2 separate regions of the Homo sapiens genome follow, and region 2 is linked to region 1. Evidence: read pairs that join two places in POLR2A ChIA-PET (ENCODE). Cell type or tissue: GM12878. All regions are shown on one strand.

Region 1 (5,000 bases):
TGGGTGGTCCTTATCCAACCCAGATCATTGCTTCCTACAGCCTCTCAGCCCCCATGTGTGTACCCCAAGCCCCCCTGGTGCTGGCCATCTGGTGAGCTAGCCACCTGATCTTTGTCCTCAGCACAACCCTAAGCTGCTCTGGCCTAGGGTATACATTGACGTGGTAAGCTCCTATGGAGGGAGGCCTCTTCACTCTGGTCCAGCAGCACCTGATGACTCCCTGTGTGTGCCCCTCCTTCCTTCTGTCTGCTTGACTGTCTACACCCAGACTTGCTTGCCTGTACCCTAGAGGGTTGCCCCTGCTGCTTGGTGACTGTGGGGGATCTCTGGCCTAGGTACCCAGGAGTTTTTCTGCCATCTATACTTTCTTCAACAAACTCAGAAAAAACCCCTGCCCTACCAAATTTTGGGAGATATTTTTCATCTGTTCCAGGGCATCCTTTAGATTGTTATTTCATCTTTATAGTTTACTCAAGTGTCATATTTATTGTATTAAACTTCCCTTTCTTAGATTACTGTTTGGTTTCTACCTGCTGGTTGAACCCAGACTGAAAAACATTCTATGCAGCTCACCTAAGCAGGCAGAAGGATGAATCAGAGAGAAGTCTTTAGAGATTTCTGAGGGCTCACTGAGAGGCTGCCAGAGTACACTTGCTTGTACACAGGTCCTAGAGGTTGGAGTGGAAGCATTTACCAAGCCACGTACAAGCTCTTAACCAAGGGCTTCCAATATGCATTAAGCTCCCCAAAAAGGGACTGCTTGCATTCCGGTGTTTTTTTTCTAAAATGACTGTCAGCTGGGGCAACATGAGGAGACCTCGTCTCTACAAAAAAATTTAAAAAATTAGTTGGGTGTGGTGGCACATCCCAGCTGCTCGAGAGGCTGAGGTGGAAGGATCGCTTGGGCCTGGGAGGTTGAGGCTGCAGTGATCAGGCAACTGTAGTCTAGCCTGGGCGACAGCGGAGACCCTGTCTCAAAAACAAAAAATGATTGTCCCACCTTAGGTAAGTAGATGCCCCCAGGTTGCAAATCTGTACTAAGGATCTTCCTCTAGATATGCTTCCCATGACTGTCATGGCCTTGTAGGTTACAATTGCTGGAGGTCCATCCCTCTCCAGAAAGGAGGTAGAGATGCCCCATTTTGGGATAAGGGTGCAGGAGGGATAATGGGTCTGCTGCGGAAGAAGATGGCACCCTCACCTGGAAGCACTGCTCAATCCCACACACCTGCACACCCATGAGTCTGCTGCCTTTGGTGGTCTGGGGCTGACTGTGGGAAATGAGGGGGCGGCTGTACTTCTCACCCCAGTTTACCTCTTCAGATCTTGCCCCCACCCTCACGTCTAACATGGAGTCAGCACTGCTGAAATTCTTATCTCCCCTAAGTCTAGCAAGTTATTTAAATTTTTCTGTTACCCTTTAGTTCTTAATAAGTGAGACAGTTTTCTATAAACATGTCTGTAATTCAGCACACATGTGATTTTTCCATTGTCATCTCTTAGGAGAAAGGGTGTATATATATATATAATCTGGTTTCTACTGAACACTGTGTTCAGTAAACTTGTCCAGATGACCAAAGTATCTGTTCCTTTAGCAAATGCTGGGTAAGTCTCAGGTACCACGTGCTGGAGTGTAATGGTGGTGCAGTGTGAAGACCTTGACTGCGGAGGGTTCCCAGGCAGAGGCATCCTGATCAGGAGCAGATACCCTGACTCCTGGGCAATGAGGCTGGTGTTTAGGCTGGGGCATACCCTTGGGCAGGAAATCTCTAAGAGAAAGAAGTGATGAAACCCTGAGTTCAACCTCTGGGAATGGAGAAGAAAGGAGTTCTAGAAAACAACAGACACATAGCTAGAGTTAGGCTCTGAGGGAACAGTAGCATATTGGTGGTGGTCTGGGGGAACTGTGGGAACAGCATGAGCAGGGAGGGTGTGTCCAGGGGACTGAAGACTTGGGAAATAAGACATATTTGGGAACATAGTGGGAAAGGAGGCTGTAGGCTATTGCAGGCTCTGGAATAGAGGAGAGATGAGGAGGGAGCTACCAGTGGCGTAATAGAAGCACCTGGCTCCTGGCTGAATGCGCAGAGCAGGAAGCAACTCAAGGTAATGTGGGGTTTTCACCAGGTGCCTGAGAACTTGATCCATTGCACACAGAGGCCCGAGGAAGAGGGACTCTGCAAGGCATGTGGAAGCTAATATCTGGAGTTAGTTTGTTGACCCATGAACCCTCCTTTTGGAGGTGATGCTCATGGCATTGAATGGAGGAGTTTGTAGAGAGAAGACTACTAAAGAGGCAGTGAAGGACGGAACTTTGAGAAATGTGCTTCGTTTAGGGTTTGGTGGAAAAGGCAGACCCCTGAAGAGCTATTGGAGGTTGTATCATCCCATTTTACAAAGGAGGAAAGTGAGGCTTAGAGAGGTCGGGTAACTTGCCTAAGGTCACACAGCCAGTAGGTAGCATAACCAGAATTTAATCCTGGTCCTGTCACTCCAGATGCCAAACTGGTTTTCCAGTCTGAAAATGGATCTGGGACATCTCCATCCTCAAACGTCTGCTACCCTTATTTTTAAATTGCATAATCTTTCCACCTAGACCTAAAACCCTCTTTAGTTTACTAAAGGCAGGGCAGAATGGCCTCTGGGAGGGTTAATTCCCTTCTCCTCTTTTCCTCAAAGGTTCTGTATGTGTTTATTTGAAGAATACTTCTAGTGGCTAATTTGATTTGAAATGATGAATATCATTTGAGAAAATCGGCCACACTGGGCTTTCGGGGGGTTGTAATCAGTGGGGGCCAGAATATGTCCTGCCAGATGCTTTGATCTATAATGTTGCCTGTGGGACTGTGTAGGTGAGTAGATTCATTATAAATACGTTTCCCTTTTAATTTGAACATGAAGGCTAAAAGTAATGGCTGGGAACCAAATTCCTTAAATCTAGCTGACAATAGTTCTGTGACTTACAGACTGGAGAGCAGAGGTAGACCATCATCTTAGCTGAGTGCCAGCCTCTTGGTGAGGGAGTCCAGGGAGTCCTGAGGCTCCCTTGCCCCGGTGAAAACCCAGGCCAGGCCTCTTTCCGCAATCAAGGAACAAGCTGTAGGTGTGGCCCAGCTCTTCTGGTCCCACTGAGCTGCTCCACTCACACCCTTATCACTCCACCATCTGCCAGCAGTGCTGGGAGCTATTCTCTCCCCTAGAGCCATTTAGCTGCAAACTGTCTCTGTCTCTGTTTATCCGAGCAGAACCTGGAAGGGGCTGGCAAGGACTAGGCAACAGATGGGACAGCCAGAGAGGTGAGGACTTAGGTAAACCACTCTTGCCAGACTCCCGGAGGTGGTGGGGAGGGAAAGGGCAGAGTGAACGTGCTCCTCTGGCCTCGTGATATGGCAGGGGGCTTGGGCTCTTTCTGAGGATTTGTGTGTCCTGTTGGAGCAGGAAAGTGAACAGGAACCAGGATGCCCTCTAGAGATGGAGGCTGCTAGCTCTGACACTCCTGGGGTTTAGTCAGAAGCTTGGATTTCCAGCCCCTTTCTCTCAGCCTGAGTGGGTGGGGGTGACTGGTCATTTTATTTCACGGTTACAAGGAGGCCTTGCTTTTCTTTCATCCTTAATCTTGGTAGTAGGAGAAAGTGCAGGGCAGCCTTGGCACAGGTCTTGGGTCTGGCTTGTACGTATTGCTCGTTCTGTCCCTGGCTAGTTACTGTCGGGCATCTTTTTAGCTTGCCTGAGCCCATGGCGGGGGAGTCAGACCCTGCCTGAGTTCTGGGAGAGAGTCCTCATGGCTGTTGGTGGCCACATTCAAATGTTTTCTGGCCAGCAGTTTTGCTTCAGTGCTACAGGGCTCTCAGAATTGAAGGGAACCTTTTTAGGGTCATTGGGTTCAGGGATTCCCAGTCTAGTGTCCATGAGTGAAACGTTGGAATTGTTTCAGTATTTGAGTCCTAAGGAAAACAGCCTGTGTGGGCTAAGTAGGTATTGAAGACCTTTGCTTTGGTCAGAGTGAAACCAGCTGAAGGTCATCTCATGTGGATGGGTGGGAGGGAGGCCTGGGGGAGGAGGGATCATAGCTTCTGATTTTTCTTTTTTTTTGTTTTTTTTAAAGAGATAGGGTCTCACTCTGTCACTCAGCCTGGAGTACGGTGGTACAATCTCAGCTCACTGCTGCCTGGATCTTCTGGGTTCAAGCAGCCCTCCCACCTCAGCCTCCTGAGTGGCTGGGACCACAGGTGCATGCCACTACACCCAGCTAATTTTTTTTTAATGTAGACATGGGGTCTCGCTATGTTGCCCAGGTTGGTCTCGAACTCCTGGGCTCAAGCAATCCTCTCACCCTGGCTTCCTAAAGTGTTGGGGTTACAGGCGTGAGCCATGGCACCCAGCCCATAGCTTCCGATTAATAGAACGGTGGGACAGTAGGAAAATGGGCGCCCTTGAAAACCATGGTTTTGCATGGGAGAAAAAAAAATTAAAAACAGCCTCTTAGCTAAGAAACTAAGGTCTTGAGAAATTGGCTTCCCCGGGGTCATAAAGTCCACGTGAGTCACTGTCTGTTTTCACAGCTTGGTAATCTTTCCCATGTTCCAGTACAATGTGTAGAAGAAACTAGAACTAGAAGGCCTGGGCGCAAGCCCTGACTCCATCACTTGCTGGCTGGGAACCTGGGACTCTCAAAGCCTCATTTTTTCTCATTTTCTTTTAGGGGAGAGATGAGTGGGGGCTGCATTTTGCCCAGAGCCTAGCCTGTAGAGTCACTAATGTTACTTAAGATAGTACACTGCCTCCCATATCTGATGGTTGACTCGTAGTTTTGTGGGTGAAAATGTATAAATACAGAGCTTTTAAAAAGTTACTTTAAGAAGATTAACCATGGAAAATTAGACACAAATCCCTTCAGTTCCTGCGGTCATAACCATACGCAGCAGCGTTTGCTTCCGTGATTGTGTGATGGTTGAAAACTCGCACTCTGGAGCTATCATTGCCTGGGTTTGAGTCCTGGC
Region 2 (5,000 bases), 350 kb before region 1:
TGTAATAATGTAAGGTGTATTTTTTGTATTACAGTATTTTGGTTATGGGGCATCAAGAAGAGTAAAACTTCACTCAGTGACTTTAACTCTTCTTCTGAGGAAGGGGTTAGTGTGTTTTTGGTCCTACACAGGATAGTTGTATCATGTCAGCTGGATTTATGACCATGTTATTACCTTATTTGACGGTTTAAGTATGGTTTAAGATGTATGGCCGGGCGCGGTGGCTCATGCCTGTAATCGCAGCACTTTGGAAGGCCGAGGCGGGTGGATCACGATGTCAGGAGATTTGAGACCATCCTGGCTAACATGGTGAAACCTCGTCTCTACCACAAATACAAAAAATTAGCTGGGCATGGTGGCGGGCACCTGTAGTCCCAGCTACTCGGGAGGCTGAGGCAGGAGAATGGAGTGAGCCCGGGAGGCGGAAATTGCAGTGAGTCGAGATCGCACCACCGGATCTCAACTGGGTGACAGATCGAGACTCCGTCTCAAAAAAAAAAAAAAAAAAAAAGATGTATATGATGGCCAAGTTGACAGTGGGTAGATTTATGATGCCTAATGTGTCAACCTGGCCAAGGGATATTTGGTTAAAACATTTCTGGGAGTGTCTGTGAAGGTGTTTCTGAAGGAGATTTAACATTTGAATTGGTGGACTGAATAAAGCAGATAGCCCTCCCCAGTGCTGGTCAGCATCATCCAATCTGTTGAGAGGCTGAGTAAGAAAAAGGTGGCTGGGTGTGGGCTCAGGCTGGGCATGGTGGCTCACACCTGTAATCCCAGTATTTTGGGAGGCTGAGGCAGGTGGATCAACTGTGGTCAGGAGTTCAAGACCAGCCTAGGCAACATGGTGACACCCCGTCTCTACTGAAAAAAAAAAAACAAAAAACCAAAAATGAGCTAGATGTGGTGGCACGTGCCTGTAATCCCAGCTACTAGGGAGGCCGAAGCACGAGAATGGCTTGAACCTGGGAGGCGGAAGTTGCAGTGAGCTGAGATCACACCATTGCACTCCAGCCTGGGCGACAAGAGCAAAACTCCATCTCAAAAAAATTAAAAAAAAAAAAAAGACACTCTAGAGCAAGCTTGTCTAACCTGCAGCCCACAAGCCACAAGCAGCCCAGGACAGCTTTGAATGTGACCCAACACAAATTCGTAAATTTTCTTAAAACATTTTATATATGTATTTTTTTTTTTTTTAGCTCATTAGCTATTGTTAGTATTAGTGTATTTTATGGTTTGGCCCAAGAGAATTCTTCTTCCAACGTGGCCCAGGGAAGCCAAAAGATTGGACACCCCTGCTCTAGAGATTGTCAGAAAAATCTGAACACGGATTGGGTGTTGGACATTACAGAACTGTTTTCTTACAATTGTTTTCTTTTTTCTTGAGATGGACGTATTAATACAGTACTTCATAACCATTTAACATGGGTAAAACTTATTAGGCTTCCTTTGTGCTAAAGTTTTTGGGTGTTGTCTCCATTTTGCATACTGCAATGACTTCTGTTACCTAACTATGTAACAAAAGGTCAATTAATAGCTAAATCTAAGTGGAGGGTAATACAATGTTCATACTACTCTTGAAACCTCCCCAGTAGCTGGGATTACAGGTGCCTGCCACTATGCCCGGCTTTTTTTTTTTTCCTACCTTTAGTAGAGACGGGGTTTCACCATGTTGGCCAGGCTGGTCTCAAACTCCTGACCTTGTGATCCACCCGCCTCGGCCTCCCAAAGTGCTGGGATTACAAGCGTGAGCAACCACGTCCGGCTGGAAGAATTCGAAGAATGCTGCTATACACACTATTTGTATTATTTAGGCATAACCTATGAACAAAAAGCTTTGTGCTGTTAGGCTGGGCATGGTGGCTCATGCCTGTAATCCTAGCACTTTGGGAAGCCAAGGTAAGGATAGCTTGAGCCCAGGAATTAAACGCCAGCCTGGGTAACACAGCGAGACCTCGTCTCTGTGAAAAAAAAATACAAAAATTAGCCAGGCATGGTGGTGTGCGCCTGTAGTCCCAGCTACTAGGGAGGCTGAGGTGGAAGGACTGCTTGAGCCTTGGAAAGTTGAGGCTGTAGTGAGCCATAGTTGTGCCAATGCATTCCAGCCTGGGCGACAGAGCAAGACCCTGTGTCAAAACACATAAAACAAAAACACTTGGCTGGGCATGGTGACTCATGCCTGTAATCCCAGCACTTTGGGAAGCCGAGATGTGCGGATCACGAGGTCAGGAGTTCAAGACCAGCCTGGCCAACACGGTAAAACCCCATCTCTACTAAAAATACAAAAACTGGCCGGGTGTGGCAGCGTGCACCTATAATCCCAGCTACTCGGAAGACTGAGGCAGAACTGCTTTAAACCTGGGAGGCGGAGGTTGTGGTAAGCCAAGATGGCACCATTGCACTCCAGCCTGGGTGAGAGCGAGACTCTGTCTCAAAAAAACAAACAAAAAAAACTTTCTGCTATCTGGGTGCAGTGGCACAGGCCTGTAGTGCTAGTTACTTGGGAGGCTGTGGCAAACTTGAGCCCAGGAGTTTGAAGTTATAGTGAGCTATGATCTTCACACATGAATAGCCACCACTCCTGCCGAAGCAACATGGCAAGGCACTGCCACTGAAAAAAAAAACATCTTGTGCTGAGTAACTGACAGATGTTTAAATATGGATTAGGTATTTTGACTTATGATTTTAGGATATACCTGATTCAACTGTTTTATGGCAGCTAGAATTAACATATTTCACGTTCTTATCAAAGTGAGGAATAAATTGAAGTACTAAATTCCAGATAATACAGAAATCTTTATCTAAAAATATTAGACACTTACCAAGTTAGTTAACTATTTCAGTTTCATGATGAACACAAAAGGAGCTTCAGACTGTTTGGCTGAAATCCTTTCTCCACAATGCTAGAGGGGCCTAGTTGCTTTCATGAAACTCCTTGTGAAATACTCAAGGAGATGGTAGCTGAAATACCAGATTGTTTAGGCCAAACTTTTGATCGACCTTAAAAGGTCTAGCCTTTACTCAAAGGTATGAAAGCTTTTACAAAAAGAGTGCTTGACTAAGTGCCTTTAATCCCAGGGCTTTAGAAGACCAAGGCAGGACTGTTTAAGGCCAGGAGTTCAAAACCAGCCTGGGCAACATAGTGGGATCCCATTTCTGAAAAAAAAAAAAAAAAATATATATATATATATATATACACACACATATATATATAGGGATGGTGGCACATACCTGTAGCTGTAGCTATTCTAAAGAATAAAGCAGGATTCTTTATTCTTAGCTCAAGTCCAGGAGTTCAAGGCTGCAGTGACCTATGATCACGCCACTGCACTCCAGCCTGGGTGATGAGCTTTTCTCTAAAAAAAAAAAAATCACTAGACTTCAATATGTGCGAAATAAATAGATTGGAAGGTGGCTAAAGGGAAGAGACTAGTTACAGATTTGACACTCTTCATGGTGAGATGACACTGATGCTTAGATCAGGACAGTGGCAATCAAGATGTTTAAAATCACTGGAACAAGACATTAGTTAAGAAACCCTTTTGTTTAAGTAAGATTTGCTACATATATGTATACACTTTTATTTGCAGAAGGAATCCAACACAGCAGTCATTATTACTGGGAAAAGGAATTAGGATGATAGGATAAAAGGAGGCTTTCATTTTTCATTCTCTTTCTGTACCATTAACTTATTTTTGTTTTAACTGGGCAGCCTCCCAAGCCAAAGTAGGTTCAGAGAGGTGCCACTTGGATCATTAACTTTTAAGACAGCATATATATTATATGTTGGTAGTTTTTAAGGCCAGGGAGCATTTATCAGTGATGAGCATATTGGGCCATTTTTTTCCTCAACATGTAAACTCACTTTTTACGCTTCTTTTATTAGTTTTTATTAGTTTTTCAAAAGTATCAGAAATAACAGAATGTTGGGAGAAGATAAATCTGCCTTTTGAAACCAAATATTTAATATTTTCATTAAATTGTTTCAATACAACTTCAGGCAAATGCCAACTGGAAGACCAAGCCCAGAAATTCAGAGGAAATAATCTTCCAAACAAGGAACACCAAGGTGATCTTCTTCCATTCCAGCCACAATACTGGTGATCATAATGGTGCTAGTCAGTTATCCAGATTATCGAGTGTTTACCTGATAAGAGAAAAACTTAGATTTCAAAACCTGTAATGACAGAATTTTAAAGCTGGAAAATGTTTAAGGCAATTAATAAAAGGAAAACCTGTATTAAGAACTGCTGTCACCTTGATGACTAGCAAATATTTATCAAAAGTAAAAACTTGGCCAGGCACGGTGGCTCATGCCTGTAATCCCAGCACTTTGGGAGGCTGAGGCAGGTGGATCACAAGGTAAGAAGTTCGAGACCAGCCTGACCAACATGGTGAAACCCCGTCTCTACTAAAAATACAAAAATTAGCTGGGTGTGGTGGCACATGCCTGTAATCCCAGCTACTTGGGAGGTGGGAGACTGAGGCAAGAGAATCGCTTGAACCCAGGAGGCGGAGGTTGCAATGAGCCGAGATCATGCCACTGCACTCCAGCCTGGGCAACAGAGCAAGACTTCGTCTCAGAAAAAAAAAAAAAAAAAAAAAAGTAAAAACTTTTAAAAAAACAATGGCCAGGTGTGGTGGCTCACACCTGTAATCCCAGCTACTCAGGAGGATGAGACAGGAGAATCACTTGAACCCCAGAGGCAGAGGTTGCAGTGAGCCGAGACTGTGCTACTGTGCTCCAGCCTGGGCAACAGAGCAAAACTTTGTCTCAAAAAAACCAACCAACCAACCAAACAACAACAACAACAAAAAACCTTTAAAAAATATATGCCTTTTTGACCTCCTAAGAAAATTTGCAACCTGGAAACACTTACCACATCATCTATTTTCAGAATGCTCCGAACAGTTTCAGTTGCAAGAGTCAGAGCACTGACTGATACCAACAGAGGCTGGACAACCAGTTCCTCCAAAATGTTGGAAATACCACCCTGCAA

What was found. Peaks named below come from ENCODE experiments on the same cell type or tissue, not always from the same donor. Only the 100,000 strongest peaks of a DNase experiment are listed, where the experiment ranks them.
Region 2: POLR2A ChIA-PET joins it to region 1 with 5 read pairs; 2 of 35 experiments call an interaction of 5 or more read pairs at or near these places.

What each region holds. Positions count from the first base shown.
Region 1 is chr2:62,212,320-62,217,319 of GRCh38, forward strand. The region is part of intron 1 of B3GNT2 (UDP-GlcNAc:betaGal beta-1,3-N-acetylglucosaminyltransferase 2); the gene reads left to right. Among named protein-coding and RNA genes, the nearest start is that of MIR5192, 9.0 kb to the left of the region's middle. RefSeq lists an enhancer at 3,175-3,674. In GM12878, no CTCF peak of the experiment used is centred here; no DNase peak of the experiment used is centred here; H3K27ac peaks cover 365 bases.
Region 2 is chr2:61,864,560-61,869,559 of GRCh38, forward strand. CCT4 (chaperonin containing TCP1 subunit 4) reads right to left here. Exons shown (of 14, transcript NM_006430.4): 13 at 4,881-4,994; 14 at 3,526-4,147. The coding sequence ends at 4,133. Among named protein-coding and RNA genes, the nearest start is that of FAM161A, 13 kb to the left of the region's middle. In GM12878, no CTCF peak of the experiment used is centred here; no DNase peak of the experiment used is centred here.